Regions from separate parts of the Homo sapiens genome. Here region 1 is linked to region 2. A link is a contact called in ENCODE Hi-C or POLR2A ChIA-PET data. All regions are on one chromosome and are shown on one strand. The core of a region is the stretch at or near the end of the contact, and the rest is flanking DNA. Distances in the headings are between cores, read along the strand shown. Region 1 overlaps COLGALT2 (collagen beta(1-O)galactosyltransferase 2). Region 2 overlaps RGL1 (ral guanine nucleotide dissociation stimulator like 1).

The links. Hi-C counts contacts between places; a loop is a spot of excess contacts on that map. ChIA-PET counts read pairs that join two places held with the same protein, here RNA polymerase II (POLR2A).
Region 1: a map of chondrocyte shows a loop between it and region 2 (2.5-fold over the local background). The contact joins two enhancer-like sites. A Hi-C loop is called at or near these places in 1 of 168 maps with a recorded cell type or tissue (chondrocyte). POLR2A ChIA-PET finds 5 or more read pairs at or near these places in 3 of 52 experiments (Caco-2, OCI-LY7 and T-cell).

The regions. Positions count from the first base shown.
Region 1 is chr1:183,931,136-183,935,899 of GRCh38, forward strand. COLGALT2 (collagen beta(1-O)galactosyltransferase 2) reads right to left here. Exons shown (of 12, transcript NM_015101.4): 12 at 4,699-4,764. Among named protein-coding and RNA genes, the nearest start is that of COLGALT2, 100 kb to the right of the region's middle. Within about 2 kb of position 1,481, at least 14 of the 41 ENCODE cell types and tissues checked have a DNase peak (open chromatin) inside an H3K27ac peak, as active enhancers do.
Region 2 is chr1:183,875,921-183,880,849 of GRCh38, forward strand. It overlaps RGL1 (ral guanine nucleotide dissociation stimulator like 1), which reads left to right. Exons shown (of 18, transcript NM_001297671.3): 5 at 4,696-4,880. Among named protein-coding and RNA genes, the nearest start is that of RGL1, 73 kb to the left of the region's middle. Within about 2 kb of position 1,616, at least 19 of the 41 ENCODE cell types and tissues checked have a DNase peak (open chromatin) inside an H3K27ac peak, as active enhancers do.

The sequences.
Region 1 (4,764 bases), core at 231-2,730, 55 kb after region 2:
TAGGGACAGAGCTCTGGATCATCAAACCCCACTCTGAGCATATCACACTGGGCCAGGCACTGAATGGAGGAGGCTCTCCTGACAGACACTTCCACAGCCTCACGGAACTGGAGAGAATCCCTGGGATCTGTGGGCTCCATCCCCAGCCTTCCAGTCACATGAATTCCCACAAACTATCTCGGTCAGCTGGGCACCTGGTTGGTTCTTTGAAGTGTCTGAGGAACATTCTACTGAGGGTCAGAGCACTGCCACCTACTATCCTGAGCATCATTTCCATCCCACAGATGAGGAAATGGCCAAAAAGATGATTATTGTGAGTTAGCACCCCAGCTGGATTGGAATCCATTTCTGATCTGTAGTCTCGGGTGTTCCCCGGGGGTGCCTGCAGCGGGAGAAACTCCTAGGAGAGGCATCAACTGACAGGAGTTAACAAAGGAGGAGCAGATGGGACTGGGGCTTGAGTGGCGTTCAGGAGAGCCAGTTTTAAGACCACCTGGATCAGCCTCCCTGTAAGCCAGTTATCAGTATCCAAGTGCTTTAACACAGGCTTCTCAGAAGAAATCATTTTTATTCCTACCATTATTTCATACCAAAGCATCATTATGTGCTACAGTTCCAATTTCTTACACAAGAATGAAAAGGGTTACCAATGCAGCAAGTTAAAAAAAAAAAAAAAGAAGAAGAAGACTGAATGATTTAAGCTGTTTCTGAATTGTTCCTGCCATAAAAAAAAAAAAAAAAAATCAAGGCACCAGTTTTGAAATGGGAGAAGCATTCTAAATGAGACTGTTAGCTTGCCCTTTGACATCGATTTCTGATCCTCATTTATTCAGTATCTAACATCCAAGTCTGCAGAAATATGTTATCTGAGAGTTTGCAGTATGACCAGCTGAATAATCAGTATATGAGGTTTCACAGGGGAGACAGACATGGGTTAGAAGTGCCAGCTTTATGTATCAGGCTGTGTGTGTGTGTGGTGAGACAGAGTGCAAGAGTGAGAGATTAAAACATTAAATTTTACTGAGAAAACAAGAAATGAGACACATTATCCCCCAGCAGCTTGGAAGTGGATGCAGTTTGGTGAGATCTGACTGCCTCGGTCTGACTCCCAGGCCACTTACTACCTTAGGCAAGTTGCTTCCCTTAGCTCTTTGCCTTATCTGAAAGATAGAGATTAATGAATAGTTCCTACTTCTTGAGGTTCATGCTGTATTAAACTACACAGCACACGTAGGGAAAGTGCGGTTCACTTTGGTGCATGATACAAGAGTTAGTTGCTGTTATTCCTGGGAAGCTTCTGGCCTAAGGGAAGTCATGTCTTCAAAGAAGCCCTCCAACCTCCTCCCGGGAGGAGCCAAATGGTCCAGACGTGAAACTCTTAGAGGTGGGGCTTCCACGTGTGGAACGGCACCCTGCGAAAAGCTAAGCCTGCTTGCTGCTCTGGGGAGAGACTGACTCACGGAGCTGGAGGGCGTCCAGGGCTCCTGCAGCTTGTTCCACGGCTGGGGTCCAAAAAGGCTCACAGAGACGGGGATGTGGGCCCGGCGCAGCCTCCCTGGCCAGCCTGCAGGCTTTGCAGTGGGCACTCTCGCTGGACGGGCTGTGACAGGAGAGGCTGGCTGATGTCAAGCAGCCCTGGGCCGGAGTGTCCCTCTCAGGGCCTGAGAGATCGGCCACCACACAGAGCTGGCAGCGATTCCCATGAGTCCCCACCTCCTTGGGTGGATTTTTCTCACCAGAAACTCTGCTCCCTGCTCCTGGGTACCCCCTTCTGTGTCTGTCCACAGTCCCTGTGTCTTTCCTACAGGAAGGGGTTCTCGACTCTGGTTCCAGAGGCCCTGTCCAGGGACAATGGAGATGCTTGATTGTGAGTTATTGCTCTTCCCCAAGCATTGGGGGCACTGGACATTTCACTTGTTCCTGTGCAAGCGGTTCAACTCAACACCAACTCAATCTCTCCCATAGTTGCAGACTTAAAAGGATAAAACTCTAAGGACAAGGCTGTCACCACTTCCATTTGAAGCCTCCCTCCTACCACACTATTTTCCCCATTGGTTCCCTCTCCTCTTTCTTGGCCTGTGCACTGGCATCACTGTCTCCAGCGATGGGCTTGCATTAGTCTCTTCTCCCCACTCCTTGCACTTCTCTCCCAGACTGTGCTCTGAGCACCAGGACTTTGCTCCGTGTGTGGTGCGCTAGAAGCTGCCTCTTTCCTCTCCCCTCGGATTCTCAACAGGCTTGCACCACTCTGTCCCTTGCACTCAACTCTGCTCATGGTTTCCTCCCCTGAGCTAGGCCTGAGCAACAATATCATCCCCTTCAAGTCTTCACAATTTATGCTAGCAATTTTTAAAAGCAGTTAAAGCCCTTCAGGCCACACCATCAAAATGCCTGGACAACTGAACTCCTGTCTGGGGGTCTGTTCCAAACTTCTCATTTCCTTTTGGGAGAAGAAACTGTCGCTGATTAATTTCCAAGCATCTAAGAACAGAGAGAGAGAGAGAGCTGCCCACTCCACTTTGAAAATCAAATTCCCCCACTAGTAAGAGCCCAGACATCCACCCAGCCACCCGTGGAATAGGAAACCCCCATCAAAGCCTTGCCAGGTCCATGGGGGCAGAGCTAGTGCTCTGTGGGCCCTAGGATTGCTCAGACATGGTAAGTTTACTAAAGCACCTGTTCCAGAGAAGCCAGGCTGGAGAATTACAGGGACGGGCATAAAAACAAACTCCATAAATTAAAAATAAAGAGAAGGCAATCCTCAGAGACGATTCTTCATTCTTTCCACTCTTTTTGAGGGCAGATGGGAGGATGGATGGCTTTGGATTGGAAGCAACACAGCTGGTGTCACAGAGGCTACTGAACAAAGATCAGCTCACATATTAGCACATCCATGGGTGGAAGCAAAATACTAGGGCATTTCAGTAATTCACAGAGCAGAAAGGAAGCCACTCTTCTGCCCAGCAACAAAGTTTAATGGAGCCATTCCACCACTTACCTTGGAACCCCATTCAGTGTCTGACAATTCTGTCAATGAATTCTTCCTGAAAGCTCACCTAAACTCCTCTTGCTCTGTCCCTGGGATAAGAGGGAGCACCATTTTTCACGTAATCTTTTGTAATATAATGTACTAAAATCTACCATCATTACTTCTCTCTTCTCCAAGCAGGTACAAAAGGACATTGTCCACACTTTGGTTCTTGTCTCAGCTGCCCTACACTGACTTAGGGCCGCGGGCTCACAGGGAAGCCCCTCATATGCCCCTCCTCTCCTGCTGGCCTTCCTCCCTCAGCTGCATTTAATTGAAGGACAGCCGGTTCCCCTGAAATAATAAACATCACCACAAAACATCATGTGGGCGTGACATTTCCAAAGCTGTCTACTCTTAGTTTTCAGAACGTGTCACCCCTTACATGCTATTTTCTTCTCATATAGCCAGCCTCATTTTAACTTTACTTTGTCATTATTTAACTCCTTAGTGAATTAACTTCTGTCAGGGAGATCACTTCTGGATCATTTCTTTCCTCTGTTTAGTTGGCAAGAATGTCTCAAAAGCACGTTATAGAAAGCCTCCTGGGAAGACACATCTTTATTTTATAGTTACTAGCGGGAGGGATTTGCTCCAATCATAAGGGAAAAACCATAAGATTCCCAAATTTGTAGCTGAGTGGGAATATTTCTTGTTTTGGACATCAACATTTTACTGGAAGCCTCTGTATTATCTGTCAAGATGGTAACCAAACTTAGAATTCTCCCAGAAATGCTGGGCTCTGTGCTTATGATGAGACAGCCCTGAGAAGGAGACAGCCCTGAGAGGGAGGCAGCCAACTTGCCTTGCCAGCATGATTGTGTCTCAGTCTTGTTTGTTATCAACCCCAACACATGCCTAACTCTTCTGCCCTACTGAGTTCCCATGAATCCCACTTTGGCCCTTTCATAGTCCTGTCAGGCAATGCCTGGACAGCATCTCCACCCACTGTGCCCAGCCCTCCTCCCTCTTCTGAACTCCAATTCATCCTCCAAAACCCAACCCAAATGTCACCTTCTCAGCAGAGCTGCCCTGACAGTCCTCCTCTGCCCATTTTGTTCATCTCTGAAATAAAACCATCCTGTTTGGCAGCCACCTGCTTTATGTTGCTCCTCCATTGGACTGCGGGCCCCACACAGCAGTAGGGACCTTACCTACTTCTCTGAGCATCTCAGTGCCCAGCACAAAGCCTGCAGCAAGGCAGTGTTCACAGCCTGGTTTTTGAGATTAGGGGTAAGCTTGATCTAAAAATTCAAGCAGTCACTGAGATCAACAAGGATTTTCTTTTTGTTGCTGCTGTTATTTTTCCCCAGGAAAAAGCTCTTTGGCCTTGGACTGGTATCACAGTATCTCAGTATCTTTTGATGAACGGATAGGCTGACCTGTAGCACAAAATGCAAGATGGACACCTCCACTCCCTCCCAGTGGGGGCTCTCTTCCATCTTTCTGTACCTTGGAATCCTTTTCAGCTTACATAACAGTACCCATCAGTTTAAAACAACCCTCACTGCACAGTAAGGGCAGCAACCACCCTCCCCTCATTTGCCATGGGGATCACACAGCAGTGATGGTTCCCCCTGACTCTGACATCCTTGGTCAAGGGCAGACCTGGTAATCTCTGCAGCGTTGGCCATTGATCAGTGCCTGCGGAAGCAATTGACAATCATATCTTTGAGCTAAGTTTTTTTTTAATTTTTCACAAAGAGCTCCAGAAGGCAAATAGTTTATCACTTCCC
Region 2 (4,929 bases), core at 366-2,865:
TCCTTTCCCCCAACTCTTTATATTTTTTAGTTTAACAGATCTTTAAGTCCTCTACAAGTGTTTAGCTCTTTCACCGCAGAACCTCTGCCTCATTGCTGCCCCAGAATCCTCATCCCACTGACTCCTAACCCTCAAGATCTCAGCTTTCACATCATTTCCTCAGGGAGATCCTCCCTAAAGCCTTGACCAGGTCAGCTCCCTCTGAAGTTCAGTGCTTCCCTGGGACCCTGGACTTCCTGTATTGTGATGCTCATCGCATAAATTGTTTTTGTGACTCTGGGAAATAAAGGGCACTCAACAAATATTAGTTTAATTGGTGAATGAATTTCTTAGAAGCAAAAGTCCTAGAAGCTGCTTTAGTATGTTTCAAACAGTGACATCTGAGCATGTCTTCCTTCCCCTATAGACGATTGCAGTCGGTTGGAAAAGAATCACACACTACAAAGTTTTGTATGTTGCCAAGAATGCCTGAGGTAGAAAACTCAATTTTGGTTGTCTCCTCTGCTATCAGTTTTGGGCCCCTGGCCTTGGCCACCTACCCGGCATACTTGCCCTTAGGACCGAGGAGTTTTGTTCTGTGAGCCACCAAAGATTACTTTGGAAAAGGAAGTCACATACTGGCTTTTCTCCAGACTGAATTTAGGTTATGTCACAATTGTAATCATCCAGTTTGGCTTCAGGAATTACTTCTGCCTTTACAAGTTATTCAAGAATCATCTCTTGCAGTTAATACTACAGTTTGATGTCTTTGATTTGTCCTAGAGAGGATACCTCAAGGTATATGTATGTGGGCACATATGTGTGTGTGTGTCTTGTGTGTGTGTTCACAGCAGCCATCTTCTTCCAGCAGGCCTGAAGTCACACATGTCATAGCATGGCTTGTATTCTGTGTCATTCTTCCTGTGAGAGGTGGCAGATTCTTTGAGTCAATTCCTGTGAGTGCTGATGGATTTTCGCTGAGCCATTTTACCTTTTCAATCCCTTCCTTCTATGACTTCTGGCAAGTAGTTGTAAGACTGTTGATAATTATGTTTCTCTCCAGGTATCTCAAAATGTCCTTATTGACATTATATCATTTGAAATCACAACTGATCAGTGTCAGGTAGATGAAGAAGGTGTTATTATATCTCTTCCCCAGAGAGGGGGGTCAGTGGAGTTAACTGACCTATCCAGGCTTCCTTAGTTCCCCGGTGGGACAGCCAGGATGAAAGATAGAGTTTTCTTTCTCCAGGTCTCCAAGCGTCCTGTCTTGGTCTGTGTACAGAACCAAGTGGCTTCTGTAGTCTAACAGACATACCAGACCTGTAAATTTGTGACTTCAAACCAGAATTTCCCTTCAGCTGTAAGATTCTTTACATCCCCCCACTCTGTTCTGGTTAATATATAAGTTAGATCTTAGGACTGGAGCCAGGCTGGGTAAGACCGAAAAGCCATTGGCCAGTAATCCTGTTTTTCTTTTCATCATTATTTTGCGATGTTGCTTTCTTTTTTGAAATCTTAAAAGTTTCGCATTTGTATCTGCTTCTAAATCTATCAAGAACGGAAAGTTTCTTCCCAGGACTGGCACACACAAAGCTACTGTGAGCCTTGGGCATGTGTCCAGGCCTTTCCAGAAAGCTTCCCTGCCTGGTGTGCTGAGAAACGCTCTGCCGATGAGGAGGGCAGGGCTCTGCCTCGTGTTCTATTGTGCTGTTTGTGTATGTCTTTCCCTTTCTCTGTTTCTTCGTCCTCCTCCCCCTTCATTCCTCTTTTGTGTGAAAATGCTTTTTTCTGGCTGATTGAGTATCTGAGTTTGTGGTGAACTTTCAAAGCCTTCTTAGGCTAAGCTACAGGAAGGTCACTGTCACAAAGAGTAAAAAAATGTATAGATCGCCAGAGTTCATTAAAAACATCAGATTGAGGAACACAAAATGTCCACCTAAGGGCAAGTCTAATGTGGACGAAGGCTCCTCTTTAGAACTCTCCTAGTTCTTCTGAGGCTGCAGCTCTCCATAGAGGTAAGTGCTGTGTGCCCATCAGAAATACCCACACGAGCATGCAGAGATGGAGGCAAGGATGCACATATTTTGTAGTTGTGACAACCTGAAAATAACTTAAATACCTGCCTTCCAGTAGAAGAATACTTAATTATGGTGTGTCCACATCATGAGAAACAATAAGATAGATCTAGAGGTAATGATGAAGTATCTGTAATATACTGCTCAGTAAAAAAGCCCATGTTGATTTTCTTTCTATCTATCTATCTATCTATCTATCTATCTATCTATCTATCTATCTGTCTATCTTTTTTTTTGGAGATAGGGTCTCGCTCTGTTACCCAGGCTGGAGTGCAGTGGTGTGATCACAGCTCACTGCAGCCTCTATCTCTTGGGTACAATCAATCCACCCACCTCAGCCTCCTGAGCAGCTGGGACTACAGGCGTGTACCACCACACCTGGCTAATTTTCTGTATTTTTTGTAGAGATGGGGTTTCGCCACGTTGCCCTAGCTGGTCTCGAACTCCTGGGCTCAAGCAATAATCCTGTCTCAGCCTCCCAAAGTGCTGGGATTACAGGCGTGAGCCACCACACCTGGCACATATTATGTATATTTAAATATGTATACATATCCACAGAAAAGCCTAGAAGGATATATTCTAACAGTTAACAAAAGGTCCTGGGAATGGGATTAGGATGAAGGGAGAGAGTAGGTATTTTGCTTTTTTAGTTTATGTACATTTGTAAGACTTACTTTTTTGCAATAAATAATGAGTTTTATCATAATAATTAAGGATCACAGGCATTTAAGAAGTGAATAATATATTAGCATCACTGACTCTTACCTGTAATTTTGTGTTTCCGTCTGGGTGTTCTTTTCAGTGAAACACTGTCTTGTTGTTAGGCTGCTACTGTTTTTGACTTGAGTATATGATATGAATTATCACCTCTCCATATCTGTTTTTCCATCAGTGTCATCATAAGAGTATCTTTTCACTGAAATATTAAGAAACATTAAGCAAGTATAGTGGTGTTAATTAGATTAATTCATCCCTCTTTTTAAAGGTGCAAAACTCTTTTTCTGTAAAAGTCAAGCTGATGTAAATGCAAATATCAGGTTTTCAATTAATTTCTGGCTTTCTGGAAGAAAGTGAAATTATTGTTTATCATTTCATTTAATCTGGACTAAATATTTGGAGTATTGAATTATTTCTATGACTTTCATTTGATGGTTTCATGTATCTACTTTAGATGCAGATAATTGAATATTATAGTTCCAAATGCTTTAACGTTCCACATTAGTGAAACAATGATCTACACCATAATGAAAACAGTAACACATTTATTTTCTTTCTGTTTGTACTTCAATTCCAAAAGTTAAGCATTAAATTGGCTTTAGTCATACTTATGCTTTGATGATAGTCCAGCTTCTTGGTGTGAAATCAAGATGTGAAGAAAGTTAGACACACCTGTGAAAGCCCAGCCTTCACTTTCACATATGTGGGTAATAACTTAGTCCAGTTATAGTTTGTTAACTAAAAAAACAATTTCTTTGAAGTATAATTAGGTGATAATGATAATTTTAAAATGTGCTAAAAAATTCTTTTTGGCTGAAAAATTTTGGTAAAGTGTTTAGTTAAGATGAGGTGTTGTGTCTCTGTCAATAAAAGATGCATGGATTAATGTATAGTCCCTGTCATCTTCTCCAGCCTTCAGCAGTGACTATTCCGGGACCGTATGGGGTAACTGGTTGCTAGGCAGGCAGAGTGTTCTGTTCTGTTCTCCTTGTCTGTGGCATGTGATTGAGTCAGGAGTGTTGGTAAAGTCTTCTTTGAAGATGAAGCATAGAATAATAGCATGCAAAACATTTTATCCTTTTTATCCTTCAGCTATTTGTCTCTAGCCTTCAGTGAGTGGGTGCCCCAACCTAAAGACAACATGCTGTGTTATTACTAACATACTGGAGGGAGCTGTGCACATACAAATGACCCTGTCTCTTTTTGTGCCCTGGAACCTTGTCTTCCCCTAGGTGGACTCTGTGACCCACAGAGCCATCAGAAGAAATCACCTTTGCTTATCAAGTTTTTGTTCTTTATCTTTTAAAGACATAACTTCTCTACCTACTGTTTCTGCTACTTGAAACATATTCCTCTCATTGTAATTTGAGAAACAAAAGGATAATTTTATGAGGACATTTTCAGTGTTCATGCTGAAGCCCTGGTGATCCTTGTCAACTTGAATTTATGCATTTATCTTTCCACACTCAGGCACTTCCTTTCATCAGATGGATTTCTGGCCTACCGGCAGTCAGTTATTTCCTAACATATTAGGTGGCAGATTTTGTGGGATTTAATTTGAGCATAATCTTATTGTGTACAGATTGCTTTGAAGTTTCTTCAGGACTCACTAAACCTTCTACACATCAATTTTTCTGCCCTGTATGGGTTTTTCCAAAGTTTAGCCTCCTTAAAACAAACAAACAACAACAACAAAAAACCTTATCAGTTTCACTGCAGCACTCCACTTAAAACAATAAAGTTTAGTTTGTTTTCAAGTGCTTTAAATCCATTGATGTTTCTAGGAACTTTTGGATGAATGATCTGTTGACCACCCACCCAAGTTTCCAGGGGTGCCCCTGGGGTCCACCCTGGTGTCCAGGGATTGCTTTGCCTCCCCACAGCCAGTTGGGTGCAGTGACTCTCCATTTGTCTTTCTCAGTGCAATCGCTTCCATACTAAGGGCCTGGCTTGACCAGTGTGCAGAAGACTTCCGAGAGCCCCCTCACTTCCCTTGCTTACAGAAACTGCTGGATTATCTCACACGGATGATGCCGGGCTCTGACCCAGAAAGAAGAGCACAAAATCTTCTTGAGCAGTTTCAGAAGCAAGAAGTGGAAACTGACAGTGAGTACTTGTTTGTTCCCAGGGAAAAGGCTAGATTCTGATTCTCCAG